Linked DNA regions of Homo sapiens: region 1 is linked to region 2. Evidence: chromatin loops called from intact Hi-C (ENCODE). Cell type or tissue: PC-9. All regions are shown on one strand. Links, peaks and the distances in the headings refer to the core of each region. The heading gives the core; the rest is flanking DNA. Region 1 overlaps RCSD1 (RCSD domain containing 1). Region 2 overlaps POU2F1 (POU class 2 homeobox 1).

Region 1 (5,384 bases), core at 171-5,170, 290 kb before region 2:
TCCTTATCGTTTACTGCAATTTGATCACTGGCTGATTATTGGGGCCAATTATGCAGGTGACACATAGGCTACCCCTATGAGCCTCAAAGTCATGCAAATTTTGGATAAGAAGTGGAGTTAGATAAAAGGTAGCAATAGACAATGAATTCTGCACTTACCTGAAGCTTCTCAATCAGAGGCGAGCTCTTGACCTTGAATTTAGGAGGGTGGCTCGCATTGGGTGGTGATTTCTATGGAGCAAATCAACCAAAACAACCAGATAAGTAAGGTGAGGAAAGTGGGGTTCTGGTTGGAACCCAAAAGCCACAGGCAGAAGGAGAAGAGAAGTTGGTGTTGCCACTTTCTCATTAGTTCAGTAGCCCACATACTTCATTAGGGCCTGGGCGACGTGAACTTTCCCCCTCCCTCCCTCATCCCACCACAGCAAGATCTTCAAATCAGAATTAGAGAAGTCAGCGCCGACATCCTTAACACAGAAGGTCTCTCCCAGGAAGAGTGACTTCATTGTTGTTATGAAGGAAAACTATATCTGAGCAAGATCTTCACCTCATGACCTTCAACACTGTGAATCAACAATTTGGGGGATTTCAAAGACAAAGGGCAAAAATTACCATCCTGTTTGTCACACACACAACAAGAAACCAGACCAGGATGACAGAGGTATGACTGGAATTCCTCCCTGGACCCAGTGATATTTTGGAAAATCCCATCGATGGCATGATTTATAAATTATGATTTTCCAAAATGTTGAATATTTGAATATTCTTTTTCTTTTCTTTTCTTTTTTTTTTTTTTTTTGAGACAGAGTCCTGCTTGTTCCTCAATCTGGAGTGCAATGGCGCAATCTCGGCTCACTGCAACCTTCGCCTCCTGGGTTCAAGCAATTCTCCTGTCTCTGCCTCCCAAGTAGCTGGAATTACAGGCATGCACCACCATGCCTGGCTAGTTTTTGTATTTTTAGTAGAGACAGGGTTTCACCATGTTGGCCAGGTTGGTCTCGAACTCCTGACCTCAGGTGATCCACCCACCTCCCAAAGTGCTGGGATTACAGGCGTGAGCCACCACGCCCAGCCTGAATATTCTTTTTAACCAAGTAAACATTTACTGAGTATTTACTACGTCCCAGACATTGTGTGGGTCATACAAAGATGAGCATGATTCAGTCTCGGTGGCAGGAGCAGTCCGTGGCTGATGCATGTGTTACATAATCATACGTACTCTCTGTTAGTTGTAGATATTTTTGTGATGAATGAATGCCAGGAATCTTGTCTGCCTTCGGGATCCATATCATGTAAAAATATTAACTCTGTGTTTTGCGTAAAATCCCCACAAACATGTGAGAATGGTGACAGTGATAGGATGATGATGATGAAGAAAAGGAAGAGGATGACTTCCATGTGGTTGGACAGAGGCCAAGGCAGAGGAGGGATCTCCCCATAGTGTGGAGACCAATGTGTATGACCTGCTCCTTGACCCCATGTACTAATTTTCCTGAACAATAAGAAGAACTACACTGATCTCTTAGGAAGATTCTGAGATATTTATAATGTGAGATGATTGTGTTTTAGTGATGGAAGGAGGGAGGCTCACCCAACTGAACTCCTCGTGATCTTTTTACAGCCCAACACCAAGGGAGAGCATGGGCTGGACTTACAGGATCCCCACTCCTTCTAATTCTAGTTTTGGCAGGAGCCAGACGAAGCCCTTGGCCTCAGCCTCCTCTACCAAGATGCAGCTGGGCGGGAATAAATGATTCTAAGGACTCCTGCTGCCTCTGCCTCCATGTGTCTTCACTGTCGGGTATGTTCCTATAGCAGTCTTTCAAGGAGCTTTTTATCTAGGATGAGTATAAAGAGCTTCCAGCCCCAATGGAAGTGCCCTTGGTTTCTGTGCTTTACAGGGAAATTTCACACGGGCTGGGGTTTTCAGAGAAACTTTTAGAAACTGCAGCAACAATTTTGCTGATAAAGCTCACTTCATGTAATATTATTAGTTCTTCTCTTCCCCAGCTGACCACTGATTTCTGAAGTCTGTGGAAATTCAGTGGACCCTGCCCCTTAAACACAGTATAGTACTGGGGACCCAGCTGATGCTCCATAAAACCCTATTGATTTGAATTGCAAAGCAGAAAGAATCCAAAATAGCCTCTAGTGCAGTTCCTGGAAATGACAGCAGGTGGCATCATTTCCCTTACGGTTTAACAAGGGGCTTCAGGCAAGCGGCTGAGACTAACAATCCGGTGGAGAAAAACCAGCCTTCCATCCCTGTATATGTATATATATAGCTGTATTTACATGACATTATTACCACGTCTAGAAACTACGGACTAATTTCCAGATGGGAATGCTTTTCAGCCTTTTCTGAGTATAGGAGGCAGGATCTGTGGCTGCATTAAACACCCAACTTCAGCTGGTTCTTCCAGAGAGGGGTAACTCTTGGTCACCCTGCCATCAGGAGGGGCCCTGCAGTCAGCAGGTGCTGTCAGGGGGCTGACCCCACTGTCTCAGACCTGAGCAAGCATAGCGGGGCAGGGATGAAATGACCCTTCCTGGCACTGTGCATTGGGAACCGAGGGGTAGCCTGACCGGGTCCCTCCCTGCAGGCCCCCAAGGTTTCCAGCATTAGAGCCTCTGCAGGCTGAGCTACAGGAGTATGGAAGGAGAAATGTGGACAGCAGCCTCCAATTAGCCCTGCCAGACAAAGCAGGCTGCTCATTTTATTTCTATGTGAATTTCTTTTCTTTTTTTTTTTTTTTTGAGACGGAGTCTTGCTGTGTCACCCAGGCTGGAGTGCGGTGGCGCGATCTAGGCTCACTGCAAGCTCCGCCTCCGGGGTTCACGCCATTCTCCTGCCTAAGCCTCTCGAGTAGCTGGGACTACAGGCGCCTGCCACCACGCCTGCTAATTTTTTGTATTTTTAGTAGAGACGGGGTTTCACCGTGTTAGCCAGGATGGTCTCAATCTCCTGACCTCGTGATCCGCCCACCTCGGCCTCTCAAAGTGCTGGGATTACAGGCGTGAGCCACTACGCCCTGCTTCTATGTGAATTTCAAGGCCACGAAAAGTCATTGATCCCTGGAGGTAGTGTCCTTTCAATGTGCGAGCAGCCTGTCACTCCAGGCAGGATTTTCTAAAATCCGCCCTTGGACTTAACCAGCCCTTGGCCATTATAAGCCATTTAACTTCTGGGTGATGTGCCCCATGGGGTGAAACCTGTGAATGCATTTCCACAGAGCTGCCAGGATGGAGCTGTTTAACCCAATCACTAGCCTAACTCCCTCTGCTTTTACTCTAGGGGATAAAACTTCCCTAGCCAGCCTCCCTGATCTATCTGGTTAGTGATTTTGTCCTCAATTTCACAAATAAGAAAAATGATTCGGTATGGTGTGGTGACTTCTCCTGGGCCAAGCCCAGGCTATCAGGGGGCAGTCTCACATTAAGCTCTGAGTGGCCATAACCTCAACCCATTGCATAGCAGTGGAGACACTGAGCCCAGAGGTTGAAGGTTACAAGGAGAAGTTGATTCTCTGGAAAGAGAGGTTGTTGGTATGTGTTTGGTCACAGCACTGGCTGATGACCCCATAAAGCCACAGAATCATATTGTTGGCACTTGAAGAGACCCAAGGAAAACCTCAGTGTTTTTAAACTGTGCTCCTTGGGGTTCTCATCCAAGAATAAGACCCTTGGTCAGTGGGGAGAGAGTATTCTGAGAGCATTTGGGGCTCCAGGCCTCCCCTCCCCCATCTCACTTGGCCTGGGGCAGCGATGAGTTTCTGCTTTATCTTGTGGGCTTCTGTTTATAAGCCTTAGGTTGACAAAAAGGCTTGAAAACCATTGATCTATTTCAGCTGTTTCACTTTATAGATGAGAAAATGTAGGCATTAAGATGCTTGCCCAAGTTCACATAGGGCACCTAATGGCTATTGTCAGGATGCTGGTCCCCAAAAAAGAAGGGGAGAATAAAGAGGTTGTTGAAGTGGAATTTGGGAATGACATTGTCTTTGGCTTGCTTGCTGTATTTTGGGGTTGGCCTCCCAGGTGAGATGACAGAACATACAAATCCATTTCTGGCACAGACTATGACCACAGTGAAGGTTCATGGGTTGCTGGCATAAGGTGTGGAGAAGGCACTCCTGCAGCTACAATTAGATAAATAAAGATAGGAGAATATGCAGGCTAAGAACCTATTACTGGCTATGATCTATGATACCAGAGCCTTTATTATGTTGGTAACGTTGGCTATTTATATCTGAGGGCAACGAGGCCTCCTGTGCGCTCTGGTTTTCTTCCAGTGATCTTGAACAATAGCCAGGCTTTACAAGGATACTGCAGAATCACGGGGTTTTCTCATGCTTCCGTCCTGCCCTATGTAAGTGTAGCCCCCTTTCCAGGTACCTTCTCCACACCTTATTCCAAGATCACCTAAGTCAGATCTGGGAATAAAACAGAACTTTCCTGGCTCCTGAATTGGGTCTGTTAATAATATATGACCCATTCTCTTTGCTAAAATTCTCAGGCTTGGAAAATAGTGTTCGTGTCCTTGACAAATCATAAAGGAGCCTCAGTAAAAGGGAGCAGGGAGGAGCCTAGTTTCCAAAGTAAACGATTCAGGAAACATTTAAGAGGAGATTCACTCTGAAATGGAGAAATTCCCTGCACAGAGTCTGAGCTTTAAAGTATGAGTTTGGTGCCCCCTCCTCCAAACTTTCCTCAAGAAGAGGAAAGAAAACCCATCACAGCATCCTCTGAGCCCCAACAGCAGCACTTACCTCCTCACCATTCTGGCCCAGGTCTACCTTGGGGGGGAACAGGGGGAGGGAACAGGGCGGTTTCCTTCGGGTTGGTTTACTGGCTGGTGTCTGGAGGGAGGGCGACAGACAGACACACAGAGAAAAAGAGAGCACTGATCAGGCAACAGGGAGGAAGAGCAAGGAAATGGAAACTGGTTTCAGGAAGGTTTAGGGATTTAGGAATGTTAGGATGTTAGGGAAGTGTAGGAATATTTAAGAATGGAGGAAGGGAACTGCGTGTCTTTGGGACAGCCTGCTTACTATTTAAATTAATTCTATTTACCATCTACCCATTTTGACTTTCACCCTCTCCACTCCATTTCCTTTCCTGCTAGAATATCCACTTTTACTTGAGATTCACCGACCTGAATCACATTCAGTTTTCAGGCAGTGCCAGCACCTGAGATCAATGCTATCTTCTTTATCCTTTATGACATGCCTGTACTGTCTAGAAATTATGAACCTGATCTTTCAGATGGGAAAACAAAACCCCGAAATAGTGCACCTAAAAATGCAAGGCAAATAAGTACTCACTTGCCCCAAGGGGCCACGATAGATTTCTCTCCACCTTGGGGCACCCTTCCCTCATCTCACT
Region 2 (5,384 bases), core at 112-5,111:
TGCATGAGGAAAGATACCCCTCATTTTGGAAAAGTATGACAGAAAGCCTCGCTTGCCTGCCTGCTTCCTGTTCATAGGCTGAAATAAAGTTTGGCAGTTCTTTATTCACATTCACAGCTCACCGCGAGCCCTTCCATTCAGGGGAGGGGACTCTTGAGTAACAGAAGCTACACAATGTCAGGAAAAACCCTTACAGGCTACTGATAATAAGTAATGTAATCTTGCATTCATCACTACAAAAATCACCAGACAATGAAAAAAGCCAACAGCACATTACAAATGACACAAAATGAATAAACAGAGTGAATGCCAAAAAATCCTAACTTAAAAAAAAAAAAAGATAAATTACCAGAGTGCAAGAAATACATTAATTCACATTGAAAATGCTTGCTGAAGGCCAATGAGGGCAAGTTTTAAAAGGCCCCTTCTTTGAAACCTTGTAGTGAAATTTTAGAACAGTATAAGATTTTAAAAAACCCTTAAGGTTTACAGAGAGAAAAAACAAGGAAAAAGAGATTGAAATCAGACTTTTCACTAGCAACACTAGATGCTAAAACACAACAAAATTCAAAGGAAAAATACTTTTGTAACTGGACAAACTCCAAAAAATACTGTGAAGGCAAAATAAATACTTCTCAGTTATACATGTATTTAGAAGTTTTACCTCCCATGTAACCTTTCTAAATAAAATTACTTGAGAACGTGCTCCAGACAAAAAGGAATCAAAGAGGATGACAGGGCATCTGAGAAACATTGGATCTAACTCAGGAAAACAAGGAAAACAATTTAAAATAAGCAATCATAGAAATCCCAAGAAGAAAGTCTTCAGGAAGAAAGCAGATTGCATTACATAAGTTGTATGATTAAGACAATGGCCGTCTTTAATAAATAACATGATAAAGAAACATGCTACTTTTCTCAACAGAGAAAAAAAGAAGGCAGTATAAAAATATCAGAGGAAAAGAGGCTGTACAAGAAAGTTACAGTCCAAAGAGGAAAAACAAATTAAAAAGGGGCATGGTTTTGAGCAACGGCTGATAAAAGAGTAAGAAAAGAAAACCCACTTGACACTGACTCTTCTTCTCTTTCAAGGAGCAATGACACAAATTCGGCAGCTTAAATCATCACAATTTATTATCTCATAGTTTTTGTGGGTCAGGTGTCCAGGCAGAGCCTGAGTCCTCTGCTTAGAGTATCACAAGGCTGCAATCAAATACTGTACTGCACAAATACTACTGAAACTGTACATACATGTACATATAAAAAGGATTTAAAGAGAAAATAAAAATGGTACTTGTGATTGTTTTTCCTGTTTGAATTTCCTAATAATGTTTTTAATAATTAAAAAAAATTCACTCCAGGAAAAATTATCAACGTGTCAGAAAAAAATCACAAATAGATCCACATAAATAGGCTGAGTAAGAGTTCAAGAAAATGTGAGTGGTAAGAAGTATCAAAAACTGATGCAAATTTTTAGCTAGTTTTGAGTATTAAAATCTCTCTAAAATTACTTTGATTTTCCCCATATTTTAAGAAAACTGCAAAGCTATTTGTTCTTAATGTGTAAACTATTAACAAAATTTCTGTAAGAGACAGGTATTTTTAGACCTAAAGCAATATAATTTGTTGGGAAGGTAGGATTCAGTTCATAATTTACCAGGTGACTGGCAGTCAATTTGGACAACAAGGTCCTCAGAGATGGTTCTTCACATTCTTGGTGCCCAACACAATGCCAATCAATCACTAACAGTTTGCTTATTAAGTGGAAGTGCTCAATATTATATATATTCTTAACCAAGGTTCTTAAGTATATTCTTGAACCAAGGTTATTAAAACTGGAACCTGTAGGTATCCACAAATAGCCTTGGAGTGGGAGGTTGATGGGAGCTGTCATTTATAAATCTCCTTAAATTTTACTAAAAATTGTGTATATGTCTATTTTGTGTGAGGAAAAGTCTGTAGCTTTCAAATTCTTAAAAAGGTCCAACATCCAGAAGAGGTCAAGAAGTACTGTTTAACATAAGCAAAAATTAATGGATGATTGGATGCAGAAAACAATAAACAAAATGTTCTAATAATGTAGAAATTTAATATAATATAAAGCCATTTATTCAATTTTTACATCATGGGTAGGTCATAGAGCCAAGGAGGCATTGTAAACTTAAAACATGGGTGAGAAAAATAAAAGTCCCTACCTCTAGGTTAAATCAAGCTTCATTATGAAATATCATTAATCTACCCAATGATGTACTAGCAAATAACCAACCTGGTGAATAATTACAGCATGTCTTATGCACTATGTATCACTAAAAAACATCTGATGACAATGCTAAGTGATTTTAAATTTATCTGGAAAATTTGCTATTTAAAAGAGGCCAAAGGAAAAAAAAACATTCATTTTATAGTGAGTATGTCATGCACTGAGCTAGGCATCAAGAGTTCAAAAAGAATAATCAAATCTTTTGAGAAGTGCAGTCTATTGGGAAAGACAGGTGTGTAAAAATAAAATCATTTATAATACAGGTACATGGAAATGAATAGTTTCCTGGGAAAGCTAAAGAATATTTCCAAGAAAATTGACATACAAGCTGGTATAGTTTTATCAGTAACAGATCAAGAACTGCAGGCTAAGATGGACATTTCCATTGTAGGGATGTTTACAAAGGTATGGATGGAGGCCTCCTGTGTGTTGAGGGTGCGTAGGCAAAAGACTAGTGGGAGATCAGGTTCAGACCGGAAATAACCTTCACGAATTGACAAACTTGGAGGTTTTTCTGAATGCAAAAAGCCACGGCTATTGAAGGCTTTTAAGGAAAGGAGTTACTTTAAAGAAAATTGATATTTATGAGCAACACCTATCTTTAGTTAGGGCCTTAATTCACAATTTAATGGTAGACTCTTATAATAACCCAAAACGGGCCTCCCATGTGCTCAGCAGGTGCATGGCCTGGCAGCTGCTTACCTGTAACTGAAAGATTCGTCACAGCAGCACTGGTCAGAGGGAGGACAGGGCTGACTGTGAGGGTAGTTGCTGCACTGCTAGTCACAAGGCTTGGTGTGGTCGCCACCTTGAGGTCAGAAATGAAAACATGGACAAAGCACTTAAAATCAAAACTTAAAGAGGAAATGATTTTACAGTCTTTCTTTGATCTTGGAATTGAGACACCTGACATCCTATGTTGGAAAGCTGCTATTCGAAGATGGTTGTTCACTGATATCACAGATAGCTTTGCCTGGGTTTTAAAAATAAATAATAAAAAGTTCGTAAATTTCAATAGCGTTGAGACAGATATACTCTAAGTCGGTAAGAAACATTATACTAATTATCAACTTTACCTAAATAAGAAAACTATTTGACAGGATCAGGGAATCTGGGGTACATGTATTACTTTTACTTTTGACTCTGTAGGGGGGCAGTATTGCCTTAGGTTTGGTTTTAATAAAATAAAATTATGAAAATAATGTGAAGCAAACTTTTAAAAAAAACGGATTAGTTTTGAAATAACAAAAAATTCTAGTTTTGCAAGAAATACTGTCTTTCTTTTAGTACAAATCTAAAACACAAACATCACCTTTACAAAACAAAATTGTTGATTAATAATTATCTTTTTCATAACTATCTCATAACTTTATGACTACAGGCCCACCATTTAACAACTACAACCTTCACATAAACTAACATGTGCTTTTAATGCTGACCTTAGTTTAAAAAGCCTGCCAGTATGGAATGACATTCAAATAAAATAAAACCAAATTTAAAAAGAACAGAAATGCAAACTCAACAATATTCCCATCTTTTGAATCCTGACAATGTAGAAGTCAAATTCATAATCATCCTAAAAACCAAGGGAGTCATACGACCACTGTATGTCTCTTCAGTCTAGGAATAATGCAAACAGCAGAAGTTACTCAATGAGGCTTCACAGGAAAGGATCATATGTTGTTTCAAAGTAAAAGACCTGAGATGATTGTTTTAATACAAGTTCAGAACTGAAGGTTATCTGGTAACTTATTGTCACTTAATCACGTGAGTGTAAGTTTAATAAACTGGGCTTTAGGACTCAACATGAATAAAAAGTAACAAGATTTTCTGAGATAACTGGGATCAGCAGCAAATTTACTCCCATGGTTACAGAGTAATCTAATGAACTATACCAGAGAAGAGTATGATGGAAATGTGATGAAAGAATTAAAATTGTTCACTTTAAAAAATAAGATAGGTGGGCTGGGCGCAGTGGCTCACACCTGTAATCCCAGCACGTTGGGACTTTGGGAGGCTGAGGCAGGTGGATCACCTGAGGTCAGGAGTTCAAGACCAGCCTGGAGAACATGATGAAACCCTGGTCTCAACTAAAAATACAAAAAAATTAGCTGGGTCTGGTGGCGGGCGCCTGTAATCCCAGCTACTTTGGGAGGCTGAGGCAGGAGAATCGCTTGAACCCAGGAGGCGGAGGTTGCAGTGAGCTGAAATCGTACCATTGCACTCCAGCCTGGGCAACAAGAGTGAAACTCTGTCTCAACAAAAAAAAAAAAAAAAAAAAAAAAAAAAAGACTGGGAATGGTGGCTCACACCCGTAATCCCAGCACTTTGGGAGGCCAAGGGATCACTTGAGGTCAGGAGTTCAAGACCAGCCTGGCCAACATAGTGAAACCCTGCTTCTGCTAAGAGTACAAAAAATTAGCCGGGAATGGTGGTACACGTCTATAATCCCAGCTACTCGGGAGGCCAAGGCACAAGAATCGCTTGAACCCAGGAGGCGGAGGTTGCAGTGAGCCAAGATCGCACCAATGCACTCCAGCCTGGGTGATGGAATGAGACTCTGTCTCAAAAAAATAAAATAAATAGAAAAATAAATAAAAAATAAGCAAGACCAATAAGTTCTTGGGTTAATAACAACACGAGATTTCACCCTCCATGCAGGGGCACCTCAAGACCAGTGACCTCAGCAGAGAGAGAGAGAGAGCACGAGAGACAAGGAAAGAGAGAATGAGAATTTCATTACCTTGGTAATGTCTAAAATACAAATTTACATGCATTTATTTGATGTATTTATTCATTAAATTACTATTATGAAATAAACTGATTTAACAGGTCATTTGTAAAATTGCAAAAATTAGCCCTTGAGCTTGCACTCCCTATTTTTTATTCTTACCAGTGAAGTTGGGCTGGGGAAAATTGCTTTAATAGGTGAGCTGCTGGTCCCACCACTGCTTGGTGGGTTGATTCTTTTTTCTTTCTGGCGGCGGTTACAGAACCAAACACGAATCACCTCTTTTTCCATATTGAGCTGATCAGCAATCATAGTGATCTCTTCCGAGGTAGGCTTTTGATTCTGCAGGGTGAAAAGATGTAATTCCAAAAGCTATCCTTTGCAATAACTTTT

Evidence for each region. Peaks named below come from ENCODE experiments on the same cell type or tissue, not always from the same donor. Only the 100,000 strongest peaks of a DNase experiment are listed, where the experiment ranks them.
Region 1: a loop joins it to region 2, with 17 times the contacts of the local background. A loop is called at or near these places in 5 of 110 quality-filtered maps.

What each region holds. Positions count from the first base shown.
Region 1 is chr1:167,684,895-167,690,278 of GRCh38, reverse strand. It overlaps RCSD1 (RCSD domain containing 1), which reads right to left. Exons shown (of 7, transcript NM_052862.4): 3 at 4,769-4,858; 4 at 159-230. Among named protein-coding and RNA genes, the nearest start is that of TRP-CGG1-1, 27 kb to the left of the region's middle. RefSeq lists enhancers at 1-1,029, 2,257-2,436. In PC-9, for the core only: CTCF peaks have their summits at 1,983 and 2,182 (motif pointing right); a DNase peak (open chromatin) is centred at 2,198.
Region 2 is chr1:167,399,135-167,404,518 of GRCh38, reverse strand. It overlaps POU2F1 (POU class 2 homeobox 1), which reads right to left. Exons shown (of 16, transcript NM_002697.4): 12 at 5,154-5,333; 13 at 2,963-3,068. Among named protein-coding and RNA genes, the nearest start is that of CD247, 120 kb to the left of the region's middle. In PC-9, for the core only: CTCF peaks have their summits at 2,877 and 3,076 (motif pointing left); a DNase peak (open chromatin) is centred at 3,058; H3K27ac peaks cover 574 bases.